2 separate regions of the Homo sapiens genome follow, and region 2 is linked to region 1. A link is a loop called in an ENCODE intact Hi-C map of the cell type or tissue named here. Cell type or tissue: heart left ventricle. All regions are shown on one strand. Each heading gives the region's core, and the rest is flanking DNA. Links, peaks and the distances in the headings are about the cores only.

Region 1 (15,866 bases), core at 7,293-12,292:
GCCGGGCATGGTGGCACGCACCTGTAGTCCCAGCTACTCGGGAGGCTGAGGCAGGAGAATCACCTGAATCTGGGAAACAGAGATTACAGTGAGCCGAGATCACACCATTGCACTCCAGCCTGGGTGAGACGCTGTCTCAAAAAGAGAATGGCCTGGAACATATATTTCTACTTTCCCATTCTTTCTCTCCACACCACCACTCCCATGTGGCTTCCTCCCTGCCCACTGCACCAACCCTGGGAAGCCAGAAGAACTGAACTGGAGGGAAGAGATGTAACCTGAATGCCTTAACCCAGAGGCTGCTCATAGCTCGTTGGCTCACCCCATATTGGTCACGCCAGGTCACATGGTCACATCTCACTGCACAGGAGGCTGGGAAATGTAGTCTTTGGCTGTGATGTGGTTTGGATGCTTGTCTCCTCGAAATTTCATGTTGAAATGTGATCCCCCATGTTGGAGGTGGGGCCTAGTGCAAGGTATTGGGTCATGGGGGCAGATTCCTCATGAATGGTTTGGTACCCTCCATGCAGTAATGAGTGCCTTCTTGCTCTGTGAGTTCATGTGAGATCCAGTTGTTTAAAAGAACTTGGAACTCTGGCTGGGCGTGGTGGCTCATGCCTGTAATCCCAGCATGTTGGGAGGTCGAGATGGGTGGATTGCTTGAGGCCAGGAGTTCAAGACCAGCCTAGCCAACACAGTGAAACCCCATCACTACTAAAAATACAAAAATTAGCCAGGCATGGTGGCTCATGGCTGTAGTCCTAGCTACTAGGGAGGGTAAGTCATGAGAATTGCTGGAACCCAGGAGGCAGAGGTTGCAGTGAGTCAAGATCACGCCACTGCACTCCAGCCTGGGTGACAGAGTGAGACTCCGTCTCAAAAAAATTAAAAAAAATAAAAGATAAAATAAAATCCTGAAACTCCTTCCTTACTCTCTCACTCCTTCTCTTGCCATGTTCTTACCATGTGATACTCCAGCTCCCCCTTCATCTCCCATCATGATTGGAAGCTTCCTGAAGCCTCCCAGAAGTTGAGCAGATGCCAGTGCCATGCTTGTGCAAGCCTGCAGAACTGTGAGCCAAATAATAGACCTCTTTCCTTTATAAATTACCCAGTCTTAGGTATTCCTTTATAGCAATGCAAAATGGACTAACACAGGCTGGCATCCAGCTGTCCACCCTAGACTTGGAGAGTTGTGTTACTAAATGGACCAAGAGAGTCCATGGAAGGATTGTCCACAGCCAATCTCCACCACACTCGCCTAGATTCATCCTGAGCTCAAAGAAACTCCTTGGAAGCCTCATGGGACCCTCAAAACTCAACATGTACAAAACCGACCTCTGCCCATGCCCCCCCCCCACCCTGCCATCCCCACACTCCTGGTCGTCTTTCAGGTTCCCTGGCTCCGTGAGTGACCCACAGCTGCTCAGGCACCCAGAGGACCCTCGCCCTCACTGTGGTACCATTCAGTCTTACCTCCTCAATCTCTCTGAGCTCTGTCCACCTCTTTCCACAGCTAATCCTCCTGGTCTAAGCCACTCTCACCCTCCCCAGGCCTATGGATACCCTCATTCCTTTCTTAACAACTTCTTTTGTCCCCATATAGCCCATTCTCCAGCATCTTTAAAAAGACAACTCTCAGGCCAGGTGCCATGTCTCACACCTGTAATTCCAACACTTTGGGAGGCCAAGGCAGGCGGATCACTTGAGGCCAGGAGTTCCAGACCAGTCTGGCCAACATGGCAAAACCCCATCTCTACTAAACAAAAATACAAAAATTAGCCAGGCATGGTGGCAGGCGCCTGTAGTCCCAGCTACTGGGGAGGCTGAGGCAGGAGAATGGCTTGAACCCAGGAGGTGGAGGTTGCAGTGAGCTGAGATTGTGCCACTGCACTCCAGTCTGGGCAACACAGACTCGGTCTCAGAATATAAAACATTTTAATTAAAAAAACAGAAAAAGACAACTCTCAATGCCTTGCTTAAAACCCATGAACTATTGCTCCTAGGATACAATTCAAATGCCCTCCATGGGCCCTGTAAGATTTGATCCCTGCCTTGCCCACTCTCCTGGGGTCCAATCCTGGCTCGTGCTATAGTCACATTGGTCTCTTTCAGGTCCTCCAAGACATCTGCCAACCATAGGGTCCTCCTGCCTGGCCAAGAATCCTATGCACGCGCACACACACACGTATACATATGCAGACATATGCACGCACACCCATGCATGCATGTACACACACCCCTACCAGCTCCTACTCAGCCCTGAGAGCCCAGCTTCAGTATCATTCCTTACTGTCTCCCGTCAATCTCCCCAGTAGGCTCTTTTTATCATAGCTCCTTGTGTTCCTGTGTGGCACCCATTCCAGCTGCAGTGAGCCAATCACCTAAGCACTCATGGGTTACCTCACTGCCGCCTCTCACACCTAGGGCCACCCCTTCTGATCAGCACCATCACTCTGGAATCTGACACTGTGTCTGGCCCACAGCCAGCCTTTGATAAACATCACTGAAGGGACAGCAGCTCTGGGAAGCCCTGTTGCAAAGACTCATCTAACCTCACCTTACCCAGTGATCCCCAAACTTGCTTGGCCGTGGAAGCCTTCTTTCCTTTCAGTTTGTGTTTGGTTGTTTTTTGTTTGTTGTTTATGTTTGTGTGTGTGCGTGTGCGTGTGTGTGTTTTGTGTGATGGAATCTCCCTCTGTCACCCAGGCTGGAGTGCAATGATGTGATCTCTGCTCACTGCAACCCCCAGGTTCAAGCGATTCTCCTGCCTCAGCCTCCAGAGTAGCTGGGATTGCAGGCATGTGCCACCACATCTGGCTAATCTTTGTATTTTTAGTAGAGACAGGGTTTCACTATGTTGGCCAGGCTGGTCTCAAACTCTTGACCCCAAGTGATCCACCCACCTCAGCCTCCCAAAGTGCTGGGGTTACAGGCATGAGCCACTGCACCTGTCCTGCTAAATCAAGTTTATCCTAAAGCTGCCTTCTTACATATTTTAAGTTTGGTCTAAAGGTTTCTCTGTATGTAGTGAGCTATAACCTAAATAGAGTCATAAACAGACTGTAACCTACTCTTGTGCCAGTCACAGGGTTTTGGCCAATCAAAGATGGCCGACTGTTCAAACCACGTTCAAGTCCAACATGGAGCTGTAACCAATCCTGCTGGTCTGTGCTTCACTTCCATTTTCTACATATCACTTTTCCTTCTTCTGTCCATAAATCGTCCACCACGTGGCTGCCCTGGAGTCTGAGCTTACTCTGGCTTGGGAAGCTGCCCGATTTGCAAATTGGTCTTTGCCCAATTAAACGGTTACATTTAATTTGTCTAAGGTTTTTAACACCTGAAGCCTTATCACTACTCTGAGGAACAGTTTGAAGAACACTAGACCAAGGTCTCAGTGGGTCCAGCTCCCACCGGAGCTGTGCTTCTCTGGGGTCTCCGAGTTCAAGGGCTCCATGACAGATGCAGGAGGCAGATAAGCGGGAGGTCCCCAGAGAATCTCCAACCTGCGCACTGGTTGGACCGGGTGGAGCCACTGGAGGTTCTCGCTGTTTGCATGGGGGAGGTAAGCCTGGCCTCTTTAGTCCCTGGATGTGTGGCCCGGAATCAATCTATGAGGTGGGGGGCCTGTTAGCGCGGCTCCCTCTCACTTTGCTGGGAGTTTTTTATTTTTCATTTTTGCCCAGTAAATTCCGTTCCCCTCCTGCTTCAGTGTGTCTGCGTGCCTAATTTTTCCTGGTCGTGTGACAAAAGCCTGGTTTTAGCTGAATGAAGGAGCTAAGTTCTGCAACACCAAGACTGGGACATCTGTTGGTGACGTGGTGACCTGAAGGGAGTTGGGGATGTGGCCCCTTGAGCCTCAAACTGCAGCACTAGGGCTCTGCTGGGCATTGCAGGAGGCTTGAGGGATGTGGAGAAACAGCTTCCAGCTGCCCCGACATCACACCTGAGGACCTTGTGCAAAGAAGATAGAGAAGGACCCTCACTTTCCAGGAGCACAGCCAGCTTTTTGGGGTGGATGCACCATGCTGTCCACGGTGCAGCAGAAACATCAGGCCCTCAGGAAGTGGCGAGAGCAGTGGGGACAGAGTATGACAGGCAGGGGACAGAGGAGTATGACAGGCAGGGGACAGAGGAGTATGACAGGCAGGGGACAGAGGAGTATGACAGGCAGGGGACAGAGGAGTATGACAGGCAGGGGACAGAGTATGACAGGCAGGGGACAGAGTATGACAGGCAGATAAATCTTGGGAACCCCAAACTCGCTAAGCCAAAGGGAAAAGTCAAGCTGGGAACTGGACCATGCGCTCCCATTTTTGTTCCTAAGTGAGACAGCTACAAGACAAGGCCACACACCTCCCTCACATTGCGCCCACAAGGAAATTCCCCTTTAAATACTGAAGCCCTCAAAATCATCAGAGAAAGGCATCAACTTGCCTCCCAAGCACGTGTCCTTAACTTTTGCAGATAAACCTCCTGAAATGATTTCATTTTCCTCAATTGGCAGGAGCTCGCTGTGTTTCTCTTCCTGACTGGGCGTTGGATTGGTGTGTGTGGGGTTGTCTGGCTTCAGTCCTCACTGCCAGGGCCACCAGCCAAGGGCCCCCTTCACTCATTTTTTTGAGTGAAATTTCTTGTGGGCCCCAAGATCTTTACCCTAAAGGGTTTCTGTTAAATTTCACCATGGCAATGTCAATTGATAGCTTACCTTCACAGGTGTCGGGGAGACACTGCACTGACTGAGACATCCCTCTGCCCACCTGAGGCAAGTGCATAGCTGATTGCTTCCTCTGCCCCATTGTCTACGTTATCTTAGGTAACAATGCAGATTCACCAAGCCAGACAAAGGCATGAATGACTATTTTCCCCTACCTCCCTCTCACATGAAAACTGTGTATTTCTGGCTGGGCACAGTGGCTTACACCTGTAATCCCAGCACTTTGGGAGGCCGAGGCAGGTGGATCACTTGAGGTCAGGAGTTCCAGACCAGCTTGGCTAACATGGTAAAACCCCGTCTCCACTATGACTACAAAAAAATTAGCTGAGCATGATGATGTACACCTGTAGTCCCAGCTACTAGGGAGGGTGAGGCAGGAGAATCACTTGAACCCAGGAGATGGGGGTTGTGGTGAGCTGAGATTGCACCACTGCACTCCAGCCTGGGCAACAGAGTAAAACTCCATCTCCCAAAAAAAAAAAAAAAGAAGAGAAAGAAAATTGTATTTCTCAATAGCCTGCCCTTTTCCCTTTAAATATTGAAGCCCTCAAAATCATCTTCAGAGAAAAGCATAGACCTGCCTCCCAGGCATATGTCCTTAATTTTGGCAAATAAACCTCCTGAAATGATTGAGACTCACCTGGCTCATTTTCCTTGATTGACAGGCACTTGCCTCATGTTTCTCTTCCTGGCTGGGTGTTGGATTGGGGGCAGGGGAGTGGGTGTCTGGCTTCAGTCCTCCCTGCCAGGGCCACCAGCCGAGGATGCCCTTCACTCTTTTTTTGCTTCTGTCAGTCACAGCCCACATCGAGGTAGGGCCGGGATGAGCTGAGAGAACTCAGTCATCCCCAGGGGCAACACTTCCTCCCAGCTGAATGAACTTGGAAGGCAAATTTCATGAAGACATTACCCATCATTAAAGAAAATCGCAGGTCCCTTTCCCGCTGCCGGGGATGCTTGCAGACAGGAGAGGCCGGGCCGTCTGTGTTTCATCAGGCTCCCCACCTCCCTCTGTCTACTGGGGCCCTGCCGCGTGTCCTCCTGCTGCGTTCCCAGCAGAGGAACAGGAGGTGGCCTTTGTCCTCCTGCCCAGGCGCGTCCTTACCCTTGAAGTTGGGTGGAAAGGGAGGGCTGGGCCTGAGCAGTCAGGCTGGCCAGGTAGACCACCCTTCCCTTCAGGGGCAGGACACCGCGGCCAGAGAAGTCCCTGCCAGCCAGGTTTCCAAAGGTCACAGCAAGGGTACACGCTGTGGAGACCTGGGAACCTTTTCTCTTTAGGAGTCTCTGCACACAGGTCCTAAGGGTGAGGCCCCCAACAAAGCACAGAAATGCATGGATTCCAAGCCATCCAGGCTGGGAAACAGTGTGGGGTCTCTGGAGGAGTTTGCCTCCGCCCACACAGGGAGACGTACCTGGGGCACAGGCAGTGGTCACAGACACACCTCATGTAGACTCAAAGAGATAGGGACAGACCATATACGGGATGTTGCAACCGGGGAAAGAGCCGAACTTGATCCCAACACCACCCTGCAGATGGGGACTTACAGCCATGAGCAGCGAGGGGTCAGTGGATGGAAAATTGCTAAGAGGAGAACTTCAAGTGGGGGTTCTTGCTAAAGGCAGACCAAGGACCTGGATATGGCCGGGGGAAAGCAGAGGTGCTGAGGAACTCGATCAGATTTCAAGGGTTGGGGTGACTCAGTAGGATTCTCTGCTGAGACTGGCGTGGGCAGGCTGAGGACCGGGCTCGAGAACGGAGGCCTTATCAAAAGAGGGTTCAGTGGGCCAGGCACAGTGGCTCACGCCTGTAATCCCAGCACTTTGGAAGGCCGAGGCGGGTGGATTGCCTGAGGTCAGAAGTTTGAGACCAGCCTGGCCAACATGGTGAAACCCCGTCCCTACTAAAATACAAAAATTAGCCAGGCGTGGTGGCAGGCGCCTGTAATCCCAGCCACTTGGGAGGCTGAGGCAGGAGAATCGCTTGAACCAGAGAGGCAGAGGTTGCAGTGAGCCGAGATCGCACCACTGCACTCCAGCCTAGGTGATAGAGTGAGATTCTGTCTCAAAAAAAAAAAAAAAGAGGGCTCAGCAGAGTCTGCCTGAAGTTGGGTCAAGGAGGGAGCCTTTTGTCAGGCCTCAGCATAATAAGGGGGTTCTGAATCTGGGGGAGGAGGAAAGGTAGATTCTCAGGACTCCAGGCAGGGCGCGTCCCTCCCCTGGGGCGTGGTCTGGCTCCTGGGGGCTGGTGTCTGTTCTCAGCCCTCAGTAGGAACCCTTCCACTTCACATGGGCTGCCTGTGATGTCAGCATCGCCAAGCCCTGTCCCTCCTGCCATCTCCCCATCCGCACATTCTGTGTCCACCGCAAGCACCTTCAGGTGGCATCGGTCCATCTGACGCGTGCTGAGAAGGCAGTCCGGCCCGCAGGCATGGGGCCGCCCCTCCCTGCCCTTCCTCTCTGCTCGGTCATGCTGTGATTATGCTGAGAACTGACAGCACCTGCAACCTGCATTTTTATTAATTAGATAACACAAGTCTTCTATAATTTTCATTTTTATTCCCCACCCCCCCCCACCGCCACTCCACTTAGAGCGGAGGTTCTCAGAGTGGGGCCCCTGGGCCAACAGCCTCTGCATCAGCTGGATTCTCGTTGGGATCACAGAGCCCGGGGCCACCCCAGATTGTGGGGCAGCAATCTGTATTTCACAAGCCCCCAATGGACTCTGATGCAGGCTAAGGTTTGAGAGTCACTGATTTAGAGTAAAATTTTGGTTTCTGTTTTAAGCAAATTCACTGAAAGTAGCCAGTTATCCTTGTTAAAAAGGCTTTCAGTGTTTCCCTATTTTAGGGGTCTTGCTGTCTGCCCAGGCTGGAGTGCAGTGGCACAATCATACCTCGCTGCAATCTTGACATCTGGGGCTCAAACCAACCTCCCACCTCAGCTCCTGAGTAGCTGGGACTACAGGGGCACACAACCATGCCTGGCTTTTTTTATTTTTTAATTTTTTGAAAGAAAGGGTATTTCTATATTGCCCAGGCTGGCCTTGACTCAAGCAATCCTCCCATCTCAGCTTCCCGAGTAGCTGAGACTACAGGCCCTTGCCACCACGCCTGGCTAATTTTATTTTTTGTAGAGACAAAAAAGTAAGACTCACGTTGTTGCCCAGGCTGGTCTCAAGCTCCTGGTCTCAGACAATCCTCCTGTCTCGGCCTCCCGAAGTTCTCGGCGCGCAGGTATGAACCCCCACGCCCAGCCTTCCCTGCTTTATGGTCATTCACACCTGAGGCCTGAGTTGCCTTCAACAAGCCCCACGGGTTACCTGAGTGGCAGGTGTAACTTAAGGCTGAGGTTCTCTGCTTAGCCACGGGCAGAATCACCTGGGACGCTTTGAGAATTAAGGGCACTGGAGGGTCGGGGCCAAGCGTGGAGGCTTTCAAAGCACCTGTTTGGGTCCAAGTACACACAGGGCGGGGAATCTTTGCTCCATGGGTCCACGCTCCTCAGAAGTGACCCTTGCTGCTCTGGGTCTATTTCAGCAGAACCATCACCAACCAAACAAATGAGAAATCAGGGCGGATTGGACTCAGAGACAAATGCTTTCCGGTGAGCAGCCAGGCGCACAGCAGAACGATAGAGGAGCGCTCAGAACTCGGGAGTACCTGTCACCTCTGCCATGGTGGCTGGGCTCGCTCACGGTGACTGTTTCCCTAGCAGGAGAGACCCTGGCTGTGACCCTGCAGCCTGTGCCTCCTGCTGCTGCAGGGAGAGAGGGAGTGCCCGGCGCCTACCTGGGCTTTTCCGGGCCGTCCGTCCGCTCATCATGCCCCTTGCCCCAGCTCACTTCACATCTTCGCTGGGTGGGGATTCAAGGACAGGCTGGGCTCTAGGAGGTCAATGGTCCCTCCCCGGGCTTCCAGCATGTTGTAGCTCAACTTCTACCAGACATCTGGAAATACCAAATTTCTTTCCTTAAAGGGACAAAGACCCCTTTTCTTTGGAATATATATATATATATATATATATATATATTTTATTTATTTATTTTTTTTGAGACAGAGTTTCACTCTTGTGCAGGCTGGAGTGCAATGGTACAATCTCGGCTCACTGCAATCTCCGCCTGCCGGGTTCAGGTGATTCTCCTGCCTCAGCCTCCAGAGTAACTGGAATTACAGGTGTGCACCACCACACCCAGCTAATTTTGTATTTTTTGTAGAGACGGGGGGGGGGTTTCACCATGTTGGCCAGGCTGGTCTCGAACTCCTGACCTCAGGTAATCCACCTGCCTTGGCCTCCCAAAGTGCTGGGATTACAGGCGTGAGCCACTGTGCCCGGCCCTGGAATATATTTTTTTAAACCCTAAACTGTATTATAGAATAATCTCTTCCTCAGTGACTTGGTTTATAATATATTGGGAAAAAAAAAACTCTATGATGAAAATCAAGTGCTGTAAGTTAAATATCTGAGTCCAAATGATGTCAAAAAGCGGCAAGGCACTGGGCTTCCCCCATTCAGAGAGCACCCTCCCCTTCCTGCCCCGCGCTTCTGTTGACCTTTGGTCCTGTTTGCAGGAAGCTCTCAAGTTTAACTCTGAACTTGAAGGGAAGGAAGGGAGTGAACCACATGGCCCTGGGGTCGGGGCCTCTGGCCGAAGGGCGCTCAGCTTGGTCTGTAAAATGAAATGTGTTTTGAATGTCATGAGTCAGGAAAAAAGAATTTGAGCGCAGTCTGGAAATGAAATTTCCTGCCTGTGGTTTGACTCACGTCTGTCTGTCTCGAAATCTACCCCAAGGACATTTATTCCACTGTGACAGGGCTCATCTCTGAGGAGCACCAGACTCCTGCGGTGGGGAGGGAAGATTATCCGCGCTGCAGAGACTAGCTGGCCTCCGGAAGCCGCCTCCTGACCCCGCGTCAAGCACCGCGGTGGATGGCGCAACCCAGCTTTGGGAATTAATTACCCAAGGCGCGTTTCCGTGCAGTCTGGCCTCCCTCCCTGAAGGCTTCTTAAGCAATAGGGAACTAGGAGGAGTTGAGACCAGCCTGGCAAACGTGGTGAAACCCCATCTCTATTAAAAATACAGATGGGGGCAGGGCGCGGTGGCTCACGCCTGTAATCCCAGCACTTTGGGAGGCCGAGGCAGGTGGATCACTTGAGGTCAGGAGCTTGAGACCAGCCTGGCCAACATGGTGAAACCCCGTCTCTACTAAGAATACAAAAATTAGCCGGGCGTGCATGCGCCTGTAATCCCAGCTACTGGGGAGGCTGAGGCAGGAGAATCGCTTGAACCCAGGAGGCGGAGATTGCAGTGAGCTGAGATCACACCACTGCACTCCAGCCTGGGTGACAGAGGGAGACTCTCTCTCAAAAAAAAAAAAAAAAAAAAAAAATTATAGATGGGAACGAGGAATCGCAACAGTCCTTACTGCCTTTCTTGTCTTGCCTGGCTAGTGCTAAAGTATGTTGAGGAAGGAAAAAAATTATTTTTTACGATTTCAAAGTTAGTTTTATTTAGAAGTTTTATTGAGGACTAGAGACCGACCACAGCCTGGGAGAAGTCTTTTAGAGGGGGTTTGTCGGACTGTTTTGAAATAGTGTTTTAATTTACAGTTTATATACAGGTAGTGGGGGTTTAGTAGGTGTAAAATTATATTAAAGCTTGGGTATAAGAGTATATCTGGTTGTAGATTATAGAATAATTATTAAAAATGAAAAATAAAATCCTGAGCCTCACCACCAACTGAATGAACCCCCTCTTGGCCAAGTTGACCACATAGTCACCTGAAAAATTGAATTCCCAGCCCGATCTCCCAGGGAGGTGAGGCATACCTGCTTATATCCCCTCTCTCTCTTTCTCTTTGTTTTTTTTGTTTCTGTTTTTTTTTTTTTTTTTTTTTTTGAGACGGAGTCTCGCTCTGTTGCCCAGGCTGGAGTACAGTGGCGCGATCTTGGCTCACTGCACCCTCCACCTCACAGGTTCAAGCGATTCTCCTGCCTCAGCCTCCTGAGTAGCTGGGATTACAGGCGCCCTCCACCACACCTGGCTACTTTTTTGTATTTTTAGTAGAGACGGGGTTTCACCATGTTAGTCAGGATGGTCTCTATCCCCTCTCTTTTGGAGTTTAGGCACAGATGACCAGCACTAAGGTTAGAAAAGAGATCAGAAGTCTGGCAGAAGAGACTCCTGTGGCAATGAGATACCATGTTCCAACTTGGCCCTGGTGTAGTATCACATGACAGATGGCAGACCCTGAAGGAAATCAAAATATTTTACCCCACAATATATTTTTTTCTTTTTTTTGGAGACAGGGTCTCGCTCTGTTGCCCAAGCTGGAGTGCAGTGGCACATCTCAGCTCACTGCAACCTCCGCCTCCTGGGTTCAGATGATTCTCCTGCCTCAGCCTCTCGAGTAGTTGGGATGACAGGCGCCCACCACCACACCCAGCTAATTTTTGTATTTTTAGTAGAGACGGGGTTTCACCATGTTGGCCAGGCTTGTCTCGAACTCCTGACCTCAGATGATCCGCCCGCCTAGGCCTCCCAAGGTGCTGGGATTACTGGCGTGACATATGTTGAAACGGCCCTACAAAGCTGTCTTTTGTGAGGGAAATTTGCATTCTGTAGAAAAGCACCATTAATGCAGCCAGGTCTTTCCCAGATCTAGGAAATACTAAGAGTCTGACACGTTTAAGGTCTGAAAAGAGACATTGACCACCTATTTCCTCTGAAGGCTGTTACCTGGAGATTTCATCTATACAACAAGAACCTTGGTCTCCACAACCCCCCTTATCTTAACTCAAGCATTTCTTTCTACTGACCTCAAGACTTTAGCCAAAGCTTAACTCTTTCAACCAATTGCCAATTGGAAAATCTTTGAATCTTCCTGTGACCTGTAAGCCCTCCAACTCCCACTTCAAGGTATCCCACCACTTTAGGCTGAACCAATGTATACGCTCCATGTACTGATTTATGTCTTTGCCTGTAACTTTGGTCTCCCTAAAATGCACTGTAAACCAAAAATACAATTCTAAGCTCCCCCATCATCTGAATGGACCTCTCCTCTTGGCCAAGGGCTTTCCAAAGTCAACCTGAAAAACAGTTCAACACTTTAAACATTTTAGCAAAACTATTACTTCGTTATGTTCCAAATTATTCCATTCAATTCAGAAGATATTTTCTGAGAGTGCCTATTACACGGAAAAGGTAATCACAGAATCTGTTACACAAACTGGGATACCTTTTTTTTAAGAGACAGAGTCTCGCTATGTTGCCTAGGCTGGTCTGGAACTCCAGCCTAGAAGGGGATGTTGGACATGCCTCATTATGTCCTCTTCCCTTTGGAACTCAGGCACAGCTGACCAGCAGTAACATCAACACAGAGACCCTAAGACTGATAGAACAGACTCTTTAGATCTGATAAGAAACATTTACCATCTATTCTCTCTGAAGCCTGCCTCCTGGAGGCTTCGTCTGTGTGGTAAAACCTTGGTCTCCACAACCCCTTATCTTAACCCAGACATTCCAGGTCTTTAGAGAATAGCTCTTTAAACCAATTGCCAATCCGAAAATCTTTGAATCTACCTATGACCTGGAAGTCCCCCCAACCCCCACCCCGACTTCCAGTTGTCCCGCCTTTCTGGACCCAACCAATGTACATCTTACGTGTAATGACTGATGCCTCATGTCTCCATAAAATGTATAGAACCAAGCTGGAACCCAATCACCGTGGACACACGTTCTCAGGATCTCCGGGGGCCACTGGTCACTCATATTTGGCTCAGAATAAATCTCTTCAAATATTTCACACAGTTTGACTCTTTTTTGTCAACAGTATAAAACCAAATTGTAACTTCACCACCCTGGGCACACTTTCTCAGGAACTCTTGAGACAGTTCTGCCACTGTGGTTGCTCATGTTGGCTCAGGATAAGCATCTCTGAATATTTTACAGAGTTTGGTTTTCTCATCAACATTGTGACTCTCATCAGTGGTTACCATGTGTGTAGGAAACAACAAGGGGTCAGGTTTTTTTTTTTTTTTTTTTTTTTTGAGATAGAGTTTCATTCTTGTTGCCCAGACTGGAGTGCAATGGCACGATCTCAGCTCACGGCAACCTCCGCCTCCCGGCTTCAAGCAGTTCTCCCACCTCAGCCTCCCGAGTAGCTGGGATTGTAGGCATGCGCCACCACACCCGGCTGATTTTGTACTTTTAGTAGAGATAGGGTTTCTCCATGTTGGTCAGGCTGGTCTCGAACTCCTGACCTCAGGTGATCTGCCTGCCTCGGCCTCGGCCAAAAATCTGTAAACTCTGGGTTCTCTGAGTTTGCTGAAACGCAAAACCTCTGAGCTCACAGCTGCTCACTCAGCCCAAAGTGCTGGGATTACAGGTGTGATCCACTGCGCCTGGCCAGGTCAGGTATTTTTTAAGGAATATAGTGACTTAGGTAAGAGATGTTGAAGGGGCAGGTGTTTTGTTTTGTCTTTTAAATATTTTTGTGGAGAGTTACATGTCAGCACAGAGTCAGGGGCTATGCGAAATTATGCTCACAAGCAGAAATGAGTAAACACGGCTTTTTATATTTATTTCATTTTGTAAGTTTTCTCTTTTGCTCATAAATCCACCATCCAGTTATGTTTATAAGACCAGTGTTGACTGTCTCATGGTTAGGAAGCTTCTTTTTTAGGAAGACATGTAATTTGTACTTGTAAGGAATGAGTATTGGGCCCAGTGTGTATATTTGTCTATTTATCGGAAAATATGTTTTGGATTATATCTATTTTTTAATTAATATGAGCTGGCGTTTTTTTTTCTGAGACAGGTTCTCACTCTGTCACCCAGGCTGGAGTGGAGTGATATGATCGCAGCTCACTGCAGCCTTGACCTCCCGGGCTCAAGTAATCCTTCCACCTCAGCCTCCTGCATAATGGGACTGCAGGCACATGCCACCATGATCAGTGTGACACACTGGCCTCCTGGCCACATCTGCACTGTAGCAAACGGCTTCCTGAGAGAGGAAAATGCAAACTCCTCATCAGGCTGCGAACTCTCTGTGGCTGGAAATTTGTAAACTCTGAGTTCTCTGAGTTTGCTGAAATGCAAAAACTCTGAGCTCACAGCTGCTCACAGGGATTTTTGAGGATTTTGCAAGGGGCTAGGTCTGCCCCTAACCCTTCCTTCAAGTTCACAGCCTACCTTAGGGGTGGCAGAGGTCAGCAAACCTCCCACAAAGGGCCAGGGTGTACTTTAGGCTTTGAGAGCCAGATGATCTCTGCGGCAGCATTTCAACTCTGACACTGGAGTTCTACAGCAGTCACAGACAATATGTAAGTGAATAGGCGTGGCTGTGTGCCAATAAAACTTTACTTAAAACAGGCAGAGGGCTAGATTTGGGTCCGCTTCAGTCACCCCAGTAATTGGGAGAGGCAAACTCCCATTTCTAAACTATTCCTCTCTGTTGCCTTCTCAGAAACTTTTTGCCTGCTATTGTCCCTACCCCCACTTTCTCCTCGTCTACCAGCTCGCTGCCACCAAAATGCAAATATGCCATAGAATCCCGCATCTCAAAAACAAGACAAGGCCACCTCCCTCCAGCTGCCACCCCCCTCCAGCTGCCACCCCATCCCTCTGCTTCAAGTAGCGGATTCAAAAAGCCCATAGCCCACCCACTCCTCAGCCGCCTCTGTGGCTTTGACCTCCATCCTCACCTTCTCTAAACCAGCTCTCATCAAAGTCCCATACAGATCCCTCCAACCATTTTTGCCTGGGGCAGTGTGTGTAGCCAGGCCAGCAGGCCCAGGGGGCAGGTTAGGGAGGTTCAGAGCACAAGGAAACAGGAAGAGGAAAACCTTACTTAGCCTTTCAAAATGTTTACTGACCTCATAGAAAGCCCTAAAAAAGGCAAATGGTTAGTTACCGGGCTGGCTGGGCCTTGCGTGCTGGCATCTGTTGGTTTACAGCATGACTGGTATTTAGAATGACCTGGAAGCTCCCAACTTCGAATTGTCCCAAACCTTTCCAGACCGAACCAATGTATACCTTATATGTATTGATTGATGTCTTATTTACCCCCAGAAGTTCTATAGGTTATACACCTCCCATTTTGTCAGTTGCTGAGACTATTGAATTGCAGAAAATGTACACCTCATGTCTCGCAAACCTATGAATCGTCACAGTGGTTGCTCCGTGGTCTTTGCCTCGTATCTGTTGTCTAAACCCAAGCCCCAATGGGGACATATGTTCTTATCCAAGATGTCCATTTTCCTCACAAGGCATAAGCCAGAGATCTCTGAAATCCACACAGCCAAGCTCCTCAGGGTCCATGCTCAGCCATCCACATCACAGCATAGCATCTGCGGCAGAATCACTGAAGCAAGAGCGGCAGTTTTGGGAGGGTCAGAATCTTGTCACTTCCAGCCACGTGACTCCTAAACCACGATTTCTAATCTTGTGGCTCATGTTAGTCCTACAAAGGCAATCTAGTCCCCAGGCAAGAAGGTCTGCCTTGGGAAGGGGCTGTTATCGTCTTTGTTTTAAACCATAAATCATAGAGTTATAAACTATAAACTAAGTTTCTCCCAAAGCTAGTTCAGGAATGAGCTTTGGAATGAGCTCATTCCACCCACGGCCAAGAATGAGCAAGGACAGCTTGGAGGTTAGAAGCAAGATGGGGTCGGTTAAGTCAGATCTTTCACTGTCTCAGTCATCAGTTTGCAAAGGCAGTTTCGACACCACACTGTCACGATTACTGGAGCTTTATAGTAAGTTTTAAAAATGGAGCAGTGGAGGTCTTGCAATTGTGTTCTTTTTTTTCTTTCTTTCTTCTTTTTTTTTTTTTTTTTTTTTGAGACGGAGTCTCACTCTATCACCCAGGCTGGAGTGCAGCGGCGCGATCTCAGCTCACTGCAAGCTCCACCTCCCGGGTTCATGCCATTCTCCTGCCTCAGCCTCCCGAGTAGCTGGGACTACAGGCGCCCGCCACCACGCCCGGCTAATTTTTTTTTTTTTTGTATTTTTAGTGGAGACGGGGTTTCACCGTATTAGCCAGGATGGACTCGATCTCCTGACCTCGTGATCCGCCCGCCTCGGCCTCCCAAAGTGCTGGGATTACAGGCATGAGCCACCGCGCCTTGGCCGTGTTCTTCTTTTCA
Region 2 (15,866 bases), core at 6,836-11,835, 53 kb after region 1:
TATTTTAACAGAATTGTTTAAACCTGGCTGCTGATTTATATTGAGATAAATTCTACTTATTTATATTAAAAACTGTCATATTTATTTTTTTGACTAAGTTTTCAGAATAAATTACATAAAATAAGTGAAATCACTGGATTCAATTACTGGCCCGGGAGACAATGGCGGGCCACACTACCCAAGGACGCCTTGAGGTTCGAGATTTGCCCTAATAAATTTCCTGTTTGGTGAAAAAGCTAAACAGGTGAGTAGGCACAGGGTGAAGAAATGCAAGTGAAGATGAGAGGGGAGGAAATATGCCAAAGTGAAGAAATATACTAAACAGTGCTTTTGGATGATAATCTAGGAACAATCTAGGAACTCCAGCTCTCATCTTGATGTAGTTTAACCAATAACTTGGTTTTGGAGCCAAGGTAATGACTCAATCATCCACGGCAGCCAGGAGCCAAGCTGTCAACCCTCATTGCAAAAAAAGCACAGAAAACCAAATATCAAGCGTGGCCTCAAAAAGAATGAGGGGGCTGGGCGTGGTGGCTCATGCCTGTAATCCCAGCACTTTGGGAGGCCGAGGCAGGTGGATCACGAGGTCAGGATTTCAAGACCAGCCTGGCCAATATGGTGAAACCCCACCTCTGCTAAAAACACAAAAATTAGCTGGCATGGTGGCGCGCACCTGTAGTCCCAGCTCCTCAGGAAGCTGAGGCAGAAGAATTGCTTGAACCCAGGAGGCAGAGACTGCAGTGATCCAAGATCGTGCCATTGCACTCCAGCTTGGTGACAGAGACTCCATCCCCCCACCAAAAAAATAAATAAATAAATAGGGAAAGAAAACTATCTTTTTCTTTTTTCTGTAAAACCGATTTTTAAATTTCCTCTACTGGGACATGTTGCCCCTTTCAAAGACAATCCCTCCTCTCCTCCAAGATTCATCTTAAAAGCCACTTCACACTCTCCCTGAACTGCTCAAATTGAAATTTTACCCCATCTCCCAAGACTTACGTAGAATGAGAACCAGTTGCGAAGCTTTCCCGGTCCACGGCCGCCAGATCTAGCCCCCTACCTTGGCGTTCCAACACCCTGATGGTGCCCCCCCGAGAAGCCTTTCCAGGGTTGTCCGGGAAGGACAGTCCGGCCCTTTCTCTGAATTAGTTGCTCCCTCGTGTAGAGTTCTGTCTTGCTAGCTCTGAACCCTTCATCAGGCCTTCCTGCAAAGAGTAGGTGTGCAACAGACAGTTATCGAATCCAGTTACATGGTGTTTGTCTGAAGCCATTTTCCATGTTGCTGTGGTCTAAATGTTGATGTCCCCACAAAGTCCCAGGCTGGAACAGAATCCCCAAGGCAATGGTATTAACAAGAGGGGCCTTTTTCCAGCGATGAGGTCATGGAGCTGAGTGCTAATGAGCGGGATGAGTACCCTTGTAAAAGAGGTGCGAGGGAGCCGTTTGTCCCTTCTGCCACCTGAGCAACATCGTGCCACCTTGGAAGCAGAGGCCAGGTCCTCACCAGACACTCAACCTGCTGGCGCCTGGATCTTGGACTTCCCAGACTCCAGAACGGTGAGAAATCCATTTCTGTTTAAATGACCCGGTGTCAGATATTTTTGTTACAGCAGCAGGGATGAACTAAGACACACACATTTTAGACAACTGCCTACATAACTAATAAGAATGGGCCAGGGGGTGGGGGGTTAGGGGAGGGATAGCGTTAGGAGAAACACCTAATGTTGATGGCCGGTTGATGGGGGCAGCAAACCACCATGGCACGTGTATAACTATGTAACAAACCTGCATGTTCTGCACATGTATCCCAGAACTTAAAGTACAAAAATAAAATAAAATAAAATAATGGGCCACGCAGGAGCCCCCATCCTCTGGACTCCCCGGGGCTCCCTATTTGGACAGAGTAAAGGAAAGTCCCTTTCTCAGTTGTGGACTCTGAATAGGGAAGTCTGTCACCCTCATGGTGTGATGGGTGAGGACTTAGGAACGTGAATCCCAGCCCCAGATTTGCTGCTAACTTGTGGGCAAGACCGTGAGCAAATCACTTACCTGTGAGATGTCCCACCTCCCTATATTGAGGGACTATGGAGGACACTTAAGCCCCTTCAACCCCCTACGTTTTATAGGAGGCTCATCATATATACGAAATGCTTTATGTCTGTCTTACACTGTGGATTTTTCACTCCGATCATCTGTAAGCAGTTGGTAACTATCCCAAGGCTACCAGGATGTAGGGAGGGGAGAGAGCTCGGAGCTGGGGAGCCTCGGTGATGCTCTGAGGTGACTCCCACCCAACAGAGTCCTTTGCCTGTTTCCCAAAGTGCAGTTAACGAGAGGGCAGCAAGGAAAGCAAGTCAGAGTCCACGTTGGTCTGAATATCGCTGATGCAGGTAGAGACAAACCCCAGGGAAAAAAGACTTAAAAGTGAAAAATGGAGCTGGACACCGTGGCTCCTACCCGCAGTCTCAGCACTTTGGGAGGCTGAGGTGGGAGGATCGTTTGAGCCCAGGAGTTTGAGACCAGCGTGAGCAACATAGTGATAATTCATCTCTACTAAAAAACAAAACAAAACAGCCAGACATGGGGGTGTCTGCTTGTAGTCCCAGCTACTTGGGAGACGGAAGTGGCAGGATGGCTTGATCCTGGGAGGTTGAGTCTACAGTGAGATGAGATTGGTCCATTGCACTCCAGCCTGGGTGACAGCAAGACCCTGTCTGGAAAAAAAAAAAAAGTGAAAAAAAAGTCCCAGACCCTTTAAAAGCTTGAAGGATCCTTCTGTGTGTGGGACTAACTGAGATGCAATAAGAGAAATGGAAAACCACCCGAGTCACTGTCGCAAGATAATTTTGTATTGAAGTAAGACACCTGACCACAGACTGACTTCACTTATATCTGCACAACTGAACCGAGCAAAAGGAAGTTCTCAAATCACCATTCAGTGCTCAACTCAGCCTGGGAAGCCAACAGCAAGCTTTCAAGGCGGGCCCTTGCTTTCTCGTTTGTGTGTGTGTGTGTATGTGTGTGTGTGTATGTGTGTGTATGTGTGTGTGTATGTGTGTGTGTGTGTGTGTATGTGTGTCTATGTGTGTGTGTGTATGTGTGTGTCTACGTGTGTGTGTATGTGTATGTGTGTCTGTATGTGTGTGTGTGTGTGTGTGTGTGTGTGTGTGTGTGTGAATCTTTTCTAACAGTGACGGCTGTGAGAGCGGGCTCTCCAACTCCTGCCGGTGACCTTGGACGTGACCTTCACCACACGGGGCTCAGGCTCCTCAACCACCAAATGAGGAAGGAGAACTAAGCTGTCCCAAAACCATTCTTTTTTCCATTTCTAAATCCTTTGGGTGTTCTAAATAGACACTAGGATCTCTCAAGTGATTCTGTAACACAGGAAACATTACCTCAGCAGGCCTGGTTTAAAACCCAACCCTCCCCTCTCTCTCATTCACCAGCTGTGAAAGTGTAAGTAATGCATTATTCTTCTTTGTCCTCGGCCTCCCCTTCTGTAAAATGGGTATAAAAGAACCCGGCTGGGCGCGGTGACTCACACCTGTAATCCCAACACTTTGAGAGGCTGAGGCAGGTGGATCACCTGAGGTCAGGAGTTCGAGACCAGTCTGGCCAACATGGTGAAACCCTGTCTCTACTAAAAATACAAAAATTAGCCAGGCATGTTGGTGGGCACCTGTAATCCCAGCTACTTAGGAGGCTGAGGCAGGAGAATCGCTTAAACCTAGGAGGCAGAGGCTGCAGCGAGCCGAGATCATGCCATTGCAAAATGCCAGGCTGATGATTTCCATGTACCTTTGATAGTCCAGAAACCAGGAATTTTGTGATGTTCTGTGTTCAATTGGAGAGTTTCAGCATAAAATCTGTAACAGTGTCGAGACTTCTCACTGTGGCCTAAGAATAAAAGTAACTTTCATTCTCTCCCAGTGTTTGGGGGCTGGGGCTGAGCTACACATTGAATTTTACTACAAGTTTACTGGAAGCCAACACAAACAGAAACGCAGAAGGGTGGTACTGGCTCTCTGAAAAAAGGAAAGTGTGTCTGTTCTGCAAGAAGGAAAAAATAGCATCTTTCCTTGGTACTAAATTTAAAACAAAATGTATTATATGAGAGATGTTAATAATATTATTACAATCTTAGGAATAATATCTATAGTCTGAGGAATGTTGAATTATTATTCATTATCCCTTATATTATTTAATTTTGATAATCATCATATTATATTATTAAATAACAACAGATTTTAAAGTGGTTGGAGTCCAAAGAGTATGGGTTCTCCTTTAATCAGCAACACAGAATGCTGACATACCTGAATTTTGCCAAAAATTAGAATATCAAGTTGCCTAATTTTCAACTTCCCTCAAAAGTTTAGGCTGGGCGCAGTGGCTCACATCTGTAATCCCAACACTTTGGGAGGCCAAGGTGAGAGAATCATTGAGTCCAGGAATTTAAGACCAGCCTGGGCAACACAGATCTCATCTCTACAAAAAGTAAACCAAAAAAAATTAGCTTGGCATGGTGGCATGCGCCTGTGGTCCCAGCTATCTGGGAGGCTGAGACAGGAGGATCACCTGAGCCAGGGAGGTCGAGGCTGCAGTGAGCCGTGATCATACCACTGCACTCCAGCCTGGGCAACAGAGCAAGACCCTGTTTCAAAAAAAAAAGAGAGAGAGAGAAAAGCTTAGATAAGAAAGGTCATACAGGCCAGGCATGGTGGCTCATGGCTATAATCCCAGCAATTTGGAAGGCCAAGGTGGGCCAATCACCTGAGGTCAGAAGTTCGAAGCCAGCCTGGCCAACATGGTGAAACCAGGTCTCTACTAAAAATATAAAAATTAGCTGGGCGTGGTGGTGTTCACCTGTAGTCCCAGCTACTCAGGAGGCTGAGGCAGGAGAATCACTGAACTCAGGAGGTGGAGGTTGCAGTGAGCCGAGATCACACCACTGCACTCCAGCCTAGGCGACAAAGTGAGACTCCGTCTCAAAAAAAAAAAAAAAAGAAAGGTCATACAATCTTGACATCCATTTCTCCAGATGTGCCAAGCTCCCTCTGGTCAACCAGCCAGAGGATGATCCTGGACCCCTCCTGCCTCTGACTGCCAATGGCTGGAGTCTCTTGGGGCCGCCCGGGTCTGGCCTGAGGCCTAAAGCCTGGACCTTTGCACTCAGCTCTGCTCCAGCAGTGACTCACCTGCAGAGAAGCCTATGGAATTCTGGGAACGATGCGGGTGGTTGTTTCAGGATGGCCCACCTGAGCCACAAAGTCACCTCCCAACACACACACACACATACACACACACACGCACACACATCCTGTGTTACCTTGATCATCAGGAACAAGGCCAACCAATCTGGCTGGGACATTTGGTCCTTGAGGAACTGCCACCACTGCCTGAACACGATGTCATCTGTGGTCAGTGGACGATTCTTCCAGGGACAAGGAAAGACGAGGAAAATCAGAACTCACCGCTTGGGTCCCTCTGCCTCAACTGCAGCCTTGTTTGAAACTGGGCTCTTCTGCAAACATGCTATGCTTGCCTGAGCGTAATGCCCACCGGAGTGGCGGGATCAGGTATGTTCATCTCCCGGGCAGGCTGCGGGGGTCATTCCGCTCAGAGCAAGTGCCCGGTCTCCATCAGAACCCTTGGAGAGCCTCTGCAGCCATGAACAAAAAGGTACCGAGACCTGCCGTGACCATCCTATGATGATAGACTATGAATTCTTATAAACCGAAGAATTACCAGTGCTGGAGAGCCCGCGAGCAGCCCGGCATTGCGTAAAGGGTCTGCAATGGCTCTTCCTAGCCCCCACTTTACACTTGGCAGGGTGGGGCTTGTGAGAGTCACAGAGGAGAGGGGCTGAGCGGGACTGGCTCTCAGAGCCACCTCCACTAATGGGGCTTTTCCAGTTCACCTCTGGAGCCCAGTGGACCCTCACTGCTCCCACTGAGGCCTCCTCTCCAGCCAGCCACACAAGCTCAGATTCACCAAAGATAAAACTCAGGGAAACTCAGCTGTCCCCCTGGCTGAGACAGCGGGTCCCCCAGTAACCATTGTCCTCCTTCCCAAATGCTAGCAGGGCACACACTGCCTGACTTGTCCCCACTCCCTTGCAGCGAGGTGTGGCTGCCACGAGACTGTGTCCTGGCCAGTGCACCAGTGCAGGTGAGCACAGGGGGTGTGAATGAAGTGTCTTTTGGGAGGAGGCACATGCTTCTCCAACCTATTCCCTTTCTTTGGGATGCAGATGTGATGGTTAGAGCCAGAGCAGTTAAAGATGGTGGAGCCAGGCCAGGCACGGTGGCTCACACCTGTAATCTCAGCACTTTAAGAGGCTGAAGCAGGGGGATCACTTGAGGCCAGGAGTTCAAGACCAGCCGGGGCGACATAGTGAGACTCCATCTCTTCTAAAATCATATATATGTTATATATTATATGTAATATGTGTTATATGTATGTTATATATGCAATATATGTTGTATATTGTATGTGATATGCATTATATATTATATGTAATATATGTAATATATGTGTGATATGTTATATATTATGTGTAATATATGCTATGTTATATGTAATATGTGCATTATGTATAATATATGTAATATATGTATGTTTTATATATAATATATATGTAATATGTTATATACGTAATATATTACATATAATATATAACATATATATGATTTTAGAAGAGATGGAGTCTTGCTATGTTGCCCAGGCTGGTCTTGAATATGTTATATATTATATATGATATATATGTTACATATTATATATGATATATATGTTATATATTATATATATTATGTGATATGTGTTATATATGTGATATGTGTTACATATGTTATATACGTGATATATATGTTATATATTATATATGATATATATGTTATATATATCCAGACATGGTGGCTGGCACATGTCTGTGGTCCCGGCTACTTGGGAGGCTGAAACAGGAGGATCGCTTTAGCCAAGAGGTTGAGGCTGCAGGAGCCGTGATCATGCACCACTACACTTCAGCCTGGGTGACAGAGAAAGACCCTGTCTCAAAAAAGAAAAAAGAAAAACCTAAAAGCAACAAAGTAAAAATAAAACAAAAACGAAAAAAAACTTTACAAAATACAGAAGTGATTTTTTTTTTTCCGAGGCTGCTGGAGGACAAAGGACAAGGTCAAGGAGCAGAAGAAGATTCCTGTCACACACAGACCAGCGAGAGGCACCCAGCCCCTAGCTCCCCGCAGCACGCCCGAGGGCGCCTGCGGGGCTCGATCCCGTCTTTCCTTCCTCCCTCTTCCGCAAGCTTTTCTGTCCCGGCTTCTTGCCAGTCTGCTGGGGTCTCACCCTCACCTTTCCTTTCTCCCGTCTTTAGCTCTCATTTCCTTTCCTTTTCCTTCTGCCCTCATTTCCCTTGCCCTGTCCACCATTTTTCCTTCATTTCTCTCCATCCATCTCTGTGAGAGTCAAGGATCCAGACATTCAGACTGGGTATCCTGGCGAGTTTAACAAAGGGGTGGTTTATAGCAGTGAGGCCAGGGTCGAAAGAGACCATGGAGGTCGGTCATGGTGGCTCACGCTTGTAATCCCAGCACTTTGGGAGGCTGAGGCGGGAGGATCACTTGAGCCCAGGAGTTTGACACCAGCCTGGGCAACATAGCAAAAACCCATCTCTGTTTTTTTTTTTTAATTAAAAAAAAAAAAAACAAACAGGCCGGGTGTGGTGGCTCATGCCTGTAATCCCAGCACTTTGGGAGGCTGAGGCGGGTGGATCACTTGAAGTCAGGAGTTCGAGACCAGCCTGGCCAACATGGTGAAACCCTGTCTCTACTAAAAATACAAAAATTAGCTGGGCATGGTGGAGTGCACCTGTGGTCCCAACTAGTCGGGAGGCTGAGGCAGGAGAATCGCCTAAACCAGGAGGCGGAGGTTGCAGTAAGCCAAGATCATCCCACTGCACTCCAGCCTGGGTGATAGAGCAAGACTGTGTCTCAAAAGAAAAAAAAAAAAAGAAAGAGACCACAGAGGGAGAGTGCAGGACAGGGCCAGAAGAGCAGGAAACCACTAGCACGGCTGGGCCTGCAGGGCAAGGGAGGGAGCATCTACCAGGACCAAGCTGTGTGGAGAGTGCTGCATGGAGCCCAGGCCTCTGGTCAGGGGTGCAGGAGACCACCTCGAGCCAACAGGGAGGGGCTGAGGAATAAGTAGCCAGCCCCTCTCTCCTCCTTTCCTTCCCCATCTCCAGCTGGGAGACCCCATGAGACACGCACAGAGCAGGGGAGAAGCTAGAGAGAGGAGCTAGCCGCAGGGCAGATGGGGGATATGTGGGGCTGTCCCCCGCGTGCGTTTTCCCGCTGTGCCTTACCTTGTAAACCCTATTTCTTCTCCTGCCGCGTGCATGAAACTGTTTTGTGACAGCTGCTCCTAACTTCTAAATAAGGGCAACTTGGCTTTCTTCTTTTCCAAAACATCAAAATTGGGTCGTTGCTTTTTAAAGTGCGGTGCCTTGGGTTGTTCTACTGGGATTAGCAGGCCTCTTTTTATGGGATGAGACACCATCACCCGTCTTCTCCCCAAGCCGCAGATGGAACGTCAGGAGTGCAGACTAGTGAAGGGGAAGAAAGGATGCCAGCCATCTATGAGTCTGCCTGTGTCTTATTCTCTAATATCAGACCATAGCTATTTATGGATCCACCAGGAGCCATTAACTTCTGCGTCTACCTAGCGGTTGGAAAGTGGCCAGCGTAGCTGAACAGTAAATGAAGCTGACGGGTCAGCAGGTGTTACAGATCAGGAGACTCGACGCCGTGCCCAAGCCCTTCCCCGCTGCATCCTTCACTCATGATTCTAGGAAGGCCAAGTCCAGGGGAGGCCCTGAGATGAGCCTGTGGGAAAGCACACACTTCCTTACTAAAAGGGACAGATGCAGATGGCACGGTCTCCATCACATCCCTTCTCCTGCCCTGAATGCAGACCCACTCCTGGGCCGCCCAGGTCATCGCACCGCCATGGTGGGCCTTCAGGAGGATGACAGCCTCTGTGGCAACGGTAGGGGCAGCTGAAACACGTGCCTCTTTGTCATAGAGAAAAACACATCTCTATCTGCCCAAACCACCACTGGTGGCCATTCAGTTATGGGCAGCCCTACGCGTTCCCGAGTGAATCATCATGGTGGGTAATACTCGTATCTCTGATGCATTTAGTGAAAACACCATTAACAAGCCATTCAACGACGTTATCGTTGCCTCGCCACAGAAGAGGCAAGGCAGGGGATATGAAAGTGTGCAGCTTGCGGAGAAGGTGAGTGGCTGGTAGGGAATGCTCTTTAATAGGCAGCGCCCCTGCAGGGAGGGGACTCAGAGTAACGATTCCATCCGCACCTGCAGAACTGAGAGCACCAGAAACTCCTCACCTGCGCGCATCATCCAGGCAGGTTAACAGCGGGGACCAAGGACCAGCTTTAAGGGAGTGATATCACTGAGCTTGTCCCCAAAGTTTAGTAAATACACAATGCATGCAAAGTCTGAAAAACTGCCGATAGCGTTTAACGAATGCACAGAGCCCCACTCCGTGAACCACTGTCATATTTTAGACAATCCAGGCGAGTCAGCCCTGGCCAGCCCTGCTCTTCTCTGCAGTGTTTATCAGGGAGTGTATCAATGTCGGGAAAACTTCCTAAGGAAGTTCACCCCCAGAAGAACAGCTTAGGTCATGATTATCCTGCTGAGGTCAGCAGCACATGGTTGTCCGACTCCTGGGAGAAAAGAGGATGTGAAACCCTCGGAAGGGTGAAGGGTGCGGCAGGCGGGACTCATCCGGGGAGGTGTGGCCAGGAGGATGTTCTGACGGGAAACGGCGTCATCGGAAAGCCCCTCCCCAGCTGCTCCTCAGTTGCAGGGAGGAAAAAGAAACAGCGATTCTGCAGTGGAGAAGTTGGGCACACCTTCATTGGTGGTGGACAGTGATGTCCCTAGCGAAGGGTGGTGGGACCTGGAGGGCCCTAGAGGGGACGCTCAGAGTTGGGCCAGCACCCCCAGCATGGGGTCCCGGCCAAAGAGTCAAAACCTCTGTCTACTCGTGGGGAAACACAGGACAAACCCCAAATGAAGGGCCATCCATTATCAAAGGAGGGGAGTATTCTTTAAAAAGAAAGGCTGTCGGGGCCGGGCACGGTGGCTCACGCCTGTAATCCCAGCACTTTGGGAGGCTGAGGTGGGCGGATCACCTGATGTCAGGAGTTCGAGACCAACCTGACCAACATGGTGAAACCCTGTCTCTACTAAAAATACAAAAATTAGCTGGGCATGGTGGCACACGACTGAATCCCAGCTACTTGGGAGGCTGAGACAGGAGAATCGCTTGAACCCTGGAGGTGGAGGTTGCAGTGAGCCAAGATCACACCACTACACTCCAGCCTGGGCAACAGAGTGAGACTCTGTCTCCAAAAAAAAAAAAAGAAAAGAAAAGAAAAGAAAGGCTGTGGGATGTTGGGATGTTCCCGACTGAAGAAGGCTAAAGAGAGAGAACAGGGTCCTGCCCAACCCTGGGCTGGACCCCAGGCTCGGAGGAAGGCTATGAATGACTTCATTGTGTCAACCCACAAGATTTGAATTCAAACAGCAGATCTGGCCAGGCACGGTGGCTCAAGCCTATAATTCCAGCACTTTGGGAGGCCAAGGTAGGTGGATCGACCTGAGGTCAGGAGTTAGAGACCAGCCTGGCCGACATGACGAAACCCCATCTCTACTAAAATTACAAAAAAAATTAGCCAGGCCTGGTGGCTGGTGCCCATAATCCCAGACACTCAGGAGGCTGAGGCAGGAGAACTGCTGGAACCCAGGAGGCGGAGGTTGCAGTGAGCTGAAACTGTACCACTTCACTCCAGCCTAGGCGACAGAGTGGGACTCTGTCTAAAAAAAAAACAAAAACCGATCAGACGGAAGTATTGTGTCCATGTTCAATCTGCTGACATTGATGACTGTACAGTGGTTACATAAGGGAATATCCCTTTTCTTAGGAAATATGCCCAAAACTGTTAGGGCCAAAGGTCTGAGGTACGTAAGCAACTTTTCAAATGCTTCAGAGCAAGAGAGGACGCACACACAAACGATAAAGCGAATGGGGCAAAATGTTAACAAGCAAATCCAGACATAGAAGTGTTCTTTACACTATACATATATTTCTTCCAACTTTATTTTAAATGCCTTGAAAGGCAAGACCTTTATCTATGTGTGTGAACATGCATGGATGTGTGTTGGGGAAGGGGAGGGAGGAAAACAAAGACCATAGAGAGGAGAGAGAGGCAGGGTGGGTGCAGAGGTGGGAGGAGGAGAGGGCTGAGAAGCAGTGATCAAACGGGAAGAACAAGGCCCCGAGAGCTGACTTTGCCAGCACCTGCTGGGGGCAGTTTCATCCTTATTACCGCAGTGCTTTCCCCCTTCTGCCTTAAAGCTTTTACGTCTGGGTTTTCCAAGCCACCTCGATGGTGAAGGAGGCTCCGGAGGGCAGGGAGGGGGTCATTGCAGTTTCTCTTTCTGATGTAGAACAAGCCGTGGGCAGAGAGCCCAGGAGCTACATGGTGGGCACACAGATAATCAGGTAATGCCACCAAATGCGAGAGTCCACCAGGGATTCTGAAAAGTACAAAGAAAGGGTAAATTGCTGCTTTTTCAGAAATACACCCTACCCGCTCACTCTGCCCAGGGAAATGTAACATCAAGATGCAGAGGGATGGGCCAGAGGAGGGACAATTCCAGGGAGAGCCCCTGTCCCTATTCCCAGTGCCTGTCAACTGCCCACACTTTGTTCCCAACTGGCCCTTGCTGCTGTCACCGTGGAGCTGTGGAGTCAGAAGGAAGCCGGGCAAGGATGCAGACTGACATTAAGTTTTTTGTGACTGAGCTCTGAAGAGCATCTTAGCATCTGACCATTCCAGTGTGGAGCAGGGTTGACATGATAAGGAGTAAGAGAAAGATGGCCCGGACTGCAGCAAGGCCGAGGCTGAACACAGAATCACAGAGGCTCCAAGGCTGAGGTCAGTTCAGTTGGAAGGCAGATGCCCAGGGGCAGCCCCAGAAGATGCAAGAACACAGGCCTGCCAGGGCCACTGAGAGAAAGGTTTCTGGCCCAAAGACCTGCTTCCTGCCCACACCAGCTGTGGCAGCTGCTCTTCCAAGCGCTCTTTCTGCACAAGCCCCTCGAACAGCAAACAGCATCACTCGGAACCCTGTCCAAGAAATGCGGATTCATCATAATTGGTCAACCACAGCCACACTCTGGCAAGGGGCTCCAACCGATTTTCAAAGTGTTTTTCCCTAAATGGTTACTTGGATCAGATAACAGCTAGCTGGGAAGAAAACCCCCAGTCCCCATATATGCTCCCAGACATAGCTTAGAAATGTGACCTCCATCTCTTATTTTTATTTTCTTATTTGTGTATTCGTCTGTTCTCACACTGCATGAAGAAATATCCAAGACTGGACAATTTATAAATAAAAGAGGTTTAATTGACTCACAGTTCCGCAGGGCTGTGGAGGCCTCAGGAAGCTTGCAATCCTGGCTGAAGGGAAGCAAACATGTCCTTCTTCACATGGTGGCAGGAAGGAGAAGTGCTGAGCAAAAGGGGAAAAACACCTTATAAAACCATCAGATCGGCAGGGTGCAGTGGCTTACACCCGTAATCCCAGAACTTTAGGAGGCCGAGGCAGGCGGATCACGAGGTCAGGAGGTCGAGACCATCCTGGCTAACATGGTGAAATCCCATCTCTACTAAAAATACAAAAAAATTAGCCGGGCATGGTGGCACGTGCCTGTAATCCCAGCTACTCGGGAGGCTGGGGCAGGAGAATCGCTTGAACCCGGGAGGTGGAGGTTGCAGTGAGCTGAGATTGCACCATTGCACTCCAGCCTGGGTAACAGAACGAGACTCTGTCTCAAAAAAAAAGAACAAAAACAAACAAACAAAAAACCCATCAGATCTCATGAAAACTCACTATCACGAGAACAGCATGGGTGTAACGGCCCCCATGGTTCAATTACCTCCCACTGGGTCCCTCCCAGGACACGTGGGGATTATGGGAACTGTAATACAAGATGAGATTTGGGTGGGGACACAGCCAAACCATATCAATTTGTACATTGTCCTTCTCTCCCGTTCTAGTCTATACGCTCCATGAGGGGAGGGATTTTATTTTATTCACGGCTTTGCTGCCATTCTTAGAACAATGCCTGATACCTAGAAGGCACTTAATAAATATTTGTGGAAGAAAGGAAGAAATGACTTAACTTGGGAAATTAGGTTAATCATGATGTCATTGACAGACGAGGAGAAATTATTTTCAGGGAGATAGTGGAATTCCTTCTGGTCGTCAAGTCTTAAATGACAGAAGAATTTCTTAAATTCTCTTTACACACAGTGTGAAAAAACAACTATTGGTTGACGGAGAAGAAAGAGAGCTCTGGGAGGGACCCAACATCAGCAGGACTCTTTTTTTTTTTTTTCCTTCTCAGATCTGGCTTTGCAAAAAGTCACCAAAGTTAAAATGCACTAGTTCTTCAATCAAGTTTCCCTATATTTTACTACATGTTTATCTTCTTTTCTTGTTCCAGACAGGCAAGAACACCTTCACAGACTGCAAAGACATAAGATTTCTTTCAAGAGACATTTATGCAGGTGATAAACATAATTAAGCTGGTCATATATTTAGTTTGAGATTTTACTTCTCAGTTTGAGGTAGCAAGGGGCCCCCCTGGACTCACACGCCTTAGACCCCGTCTTCATTCTCAAGGTTTCTCCTGGAGGAAATGGGTTCCAGGAGGGGAGCTCCAGTGAGGGCGCCCCAGAGTCCAAGGCAGTTCAGATGCGCAGGCCCTGCCTTGGGGTCCTCCTCAATGCATTGCAGCCAATGACGGGAAAAAGGACTCTGCCCTGAGCCCTTCTGTGCAGGGAGGAGGCTCTCTGGGCTGCTGGTCAGCTGGAAACGGGAGGTCTTGCAGTAGAGTTTTCCCCCTGAGCATGGGGAGGAGTCCTGGTATTTGGGGGGAAAACAGGACTTCCAAATTAGAGCTCCCTAAATATTTCCCCACAAATGATCCTTTGGGAAATCACCTGACACTTCAGAGGAGCTTGTCCCTCTGATGCCACTTCTCTATTTACCGGAGACAAACATTCCTGCTTTCAAGGCTATTGACAGTGGCCACGTCGGATCTGTCCCGGAGTTCTGCTTCCAAGGCTGATGGTGTGTGTTAAGGTCGTGGGGTGGATGCAGCAGTCAACTGTGCATTCATTCAACAAACACCCAGCCTGATGCGTGCCAGGCACTGGGAGTGCCCTGGAGGTAAGAAGCACCTCTCATTAATTTATTCTTGTTCTTCCAAGGAAGCACTGGAAGCACAGGGGGCTCGAGCCCATGCTCCCTGACTATGCTTTTTAAACAGGACAAAATATGTTTAATGCTTATCAGAAAGAATAAATGTCTTAGAATAGCTAAGAACATTTAGAAATTGAGGAATAGCAAGGGAGGTTTCATTCACCAGCTATTAATAGCTCCTTTAGAAGCTACTGAAATGAAAAGAGTATTCTTGGCACAAGAAAAGAAGTAATTTCAAAAATGTATGGGAATTTAATACATGATAAAAGTGGTATCTCAACTGAATGAAAAAAGGAAGATTTAGTTAATGAATTGTGTTGGCATTATCAATTACCTTCCTGGAGCAAAATAAACTTAAATCCCTTCCATCTAAAAATAAACTTTAGATAAGTTAGAAATCTAAAGGTTAAAAAAATTAAAAATTAGAGGAAAATTCAGGGAATTATTAATATTGGAATAAAGACAATCTCCTTAAATAAGACACAAAACTAGGCCAGGCATGGTGGCTCATGTCTGTAATCCAAGCACTTTGGGAGGCTGAGGCAGACAGATCACCTGAGGTCAGGAGTTCAACACCAGCATGGCCAACATGGCAAAACTCCATCTCTACTAAAAATACAAAAATTAACTGGACTTGGTGGCAGGCACCTGTAATCCCAGCTACTTGGGAGGCTGAGGCAGGAGAATCTCTTAAACTCGGGAGGTGGAGGTTGCAGGGGGCCGAGATCACACCATTGTACTCCAGCCTGGGTGACAGAGGGAGACTTCATCTCAAAATCAAACAACAAAGAACACACAAAAACTACACAGGAAAAATGAACATATTTGATCCTATGAAATTAAAACTTTGGAAAACATAACAAATGTAATCAAAAGACAAATATTATACTTAGAAAAATATCTGTAGTACACATGTAAGCATAGGTTTCATATTACTTAACATAAGCACCTAAACATCGATTTTTAAAAAAGGACAAACCAATAGAAAAATAGTCAAAGGGCATGAATTGGCAATTCACAGAAAAAAAAATTTAAGTCAACATAAAAGAATATGCACCATCTCCAGGAGTCAGGCAGATACACATCCAAACTGCATGAGATATCATTTTCACTCTGTGGACAGAAAATATTTTACAAATATTTTCCCCCACACTGTGGTTTATGTCTGAGTCATTAATTTTTTTCTTTTATGAAATTTTTGTCTGTTCTCTAAGAAATATTTGCTTACTCCAAAGGTTATAAAGATATTCTTCTATGTTTTCTCTTAGAAGTTTCATAGTTTAAGGTTTGGAGCTAGGTCTATAATCCATCTCAAAATAATTTTTCTGCACATAATGTAGTAGTAGTTGAGGTTCAATTATTTTCATTTGTTGGCCGGGTGCGGTGGCTCACACCTGGAATCCTAACACTGTAGGAGGCTGAGGCAGGCAGATGACTTGAGCCCAGGAGTTCAAGACCATCCTGGGCAACATGGTGAAGCTCTGTCTCTACAAAATA

The links. A loop is a pair of places that touch in the nucleus more often than their neighbours do. Peaks named below come from ENCODE experiments on the same cell type or tissue, not always from the same donor. Only the 100,000 strongest peaks of a DNase experiment are listed, where the experiment ranks them.
Region 2: it touches region 1 in a loop (2.5-fold over the local background); 5 of 110 quality-filtered maps call a loop at or near these places.

What each region holds. Positions count from the first base shown.
Region 1 is chr17:78,582,991-78,598,856 of GRCh38, forward strand. No RefSeq gene overlaps it. Among named protein-coding and RNA genes, the nearest start is that of DNAH17, 14 kb to the left of the region's middle. RefSeq lists a silencer at 4,136-4,297 and enhancers at 5,298-5,810, 5,811-6,323. In heart left ventricle, for the core only: no CTCF peak of the experiment used is centred there; DNase peaks (open chromatin) are centred at 8,461, 9,311 and 9,651; H3K4me3 peaks cover 544 bases; H3K27ac peaks cover 2,590 bases.
Region 2 is chr17:78,636,265-78,652,130 of GRCh38, forward strand. LOC124904066 (a long non-coding RNA gene) reads right to left here and starts at 12,611. Exons shown (of 2, transcript XR_007065922.1): 1 at 12,516-12,611; 2 at 11,176-11,633. RefSeq lists enhancers at 9,479-9,980, 9,691-10,150. In heart left ventricle, for the core only: no CTCF peak of the experiment used is centred there; a DNase peak (open chromatin) is centred at 9,837; H3K27ac peaks cover 1,857 bases.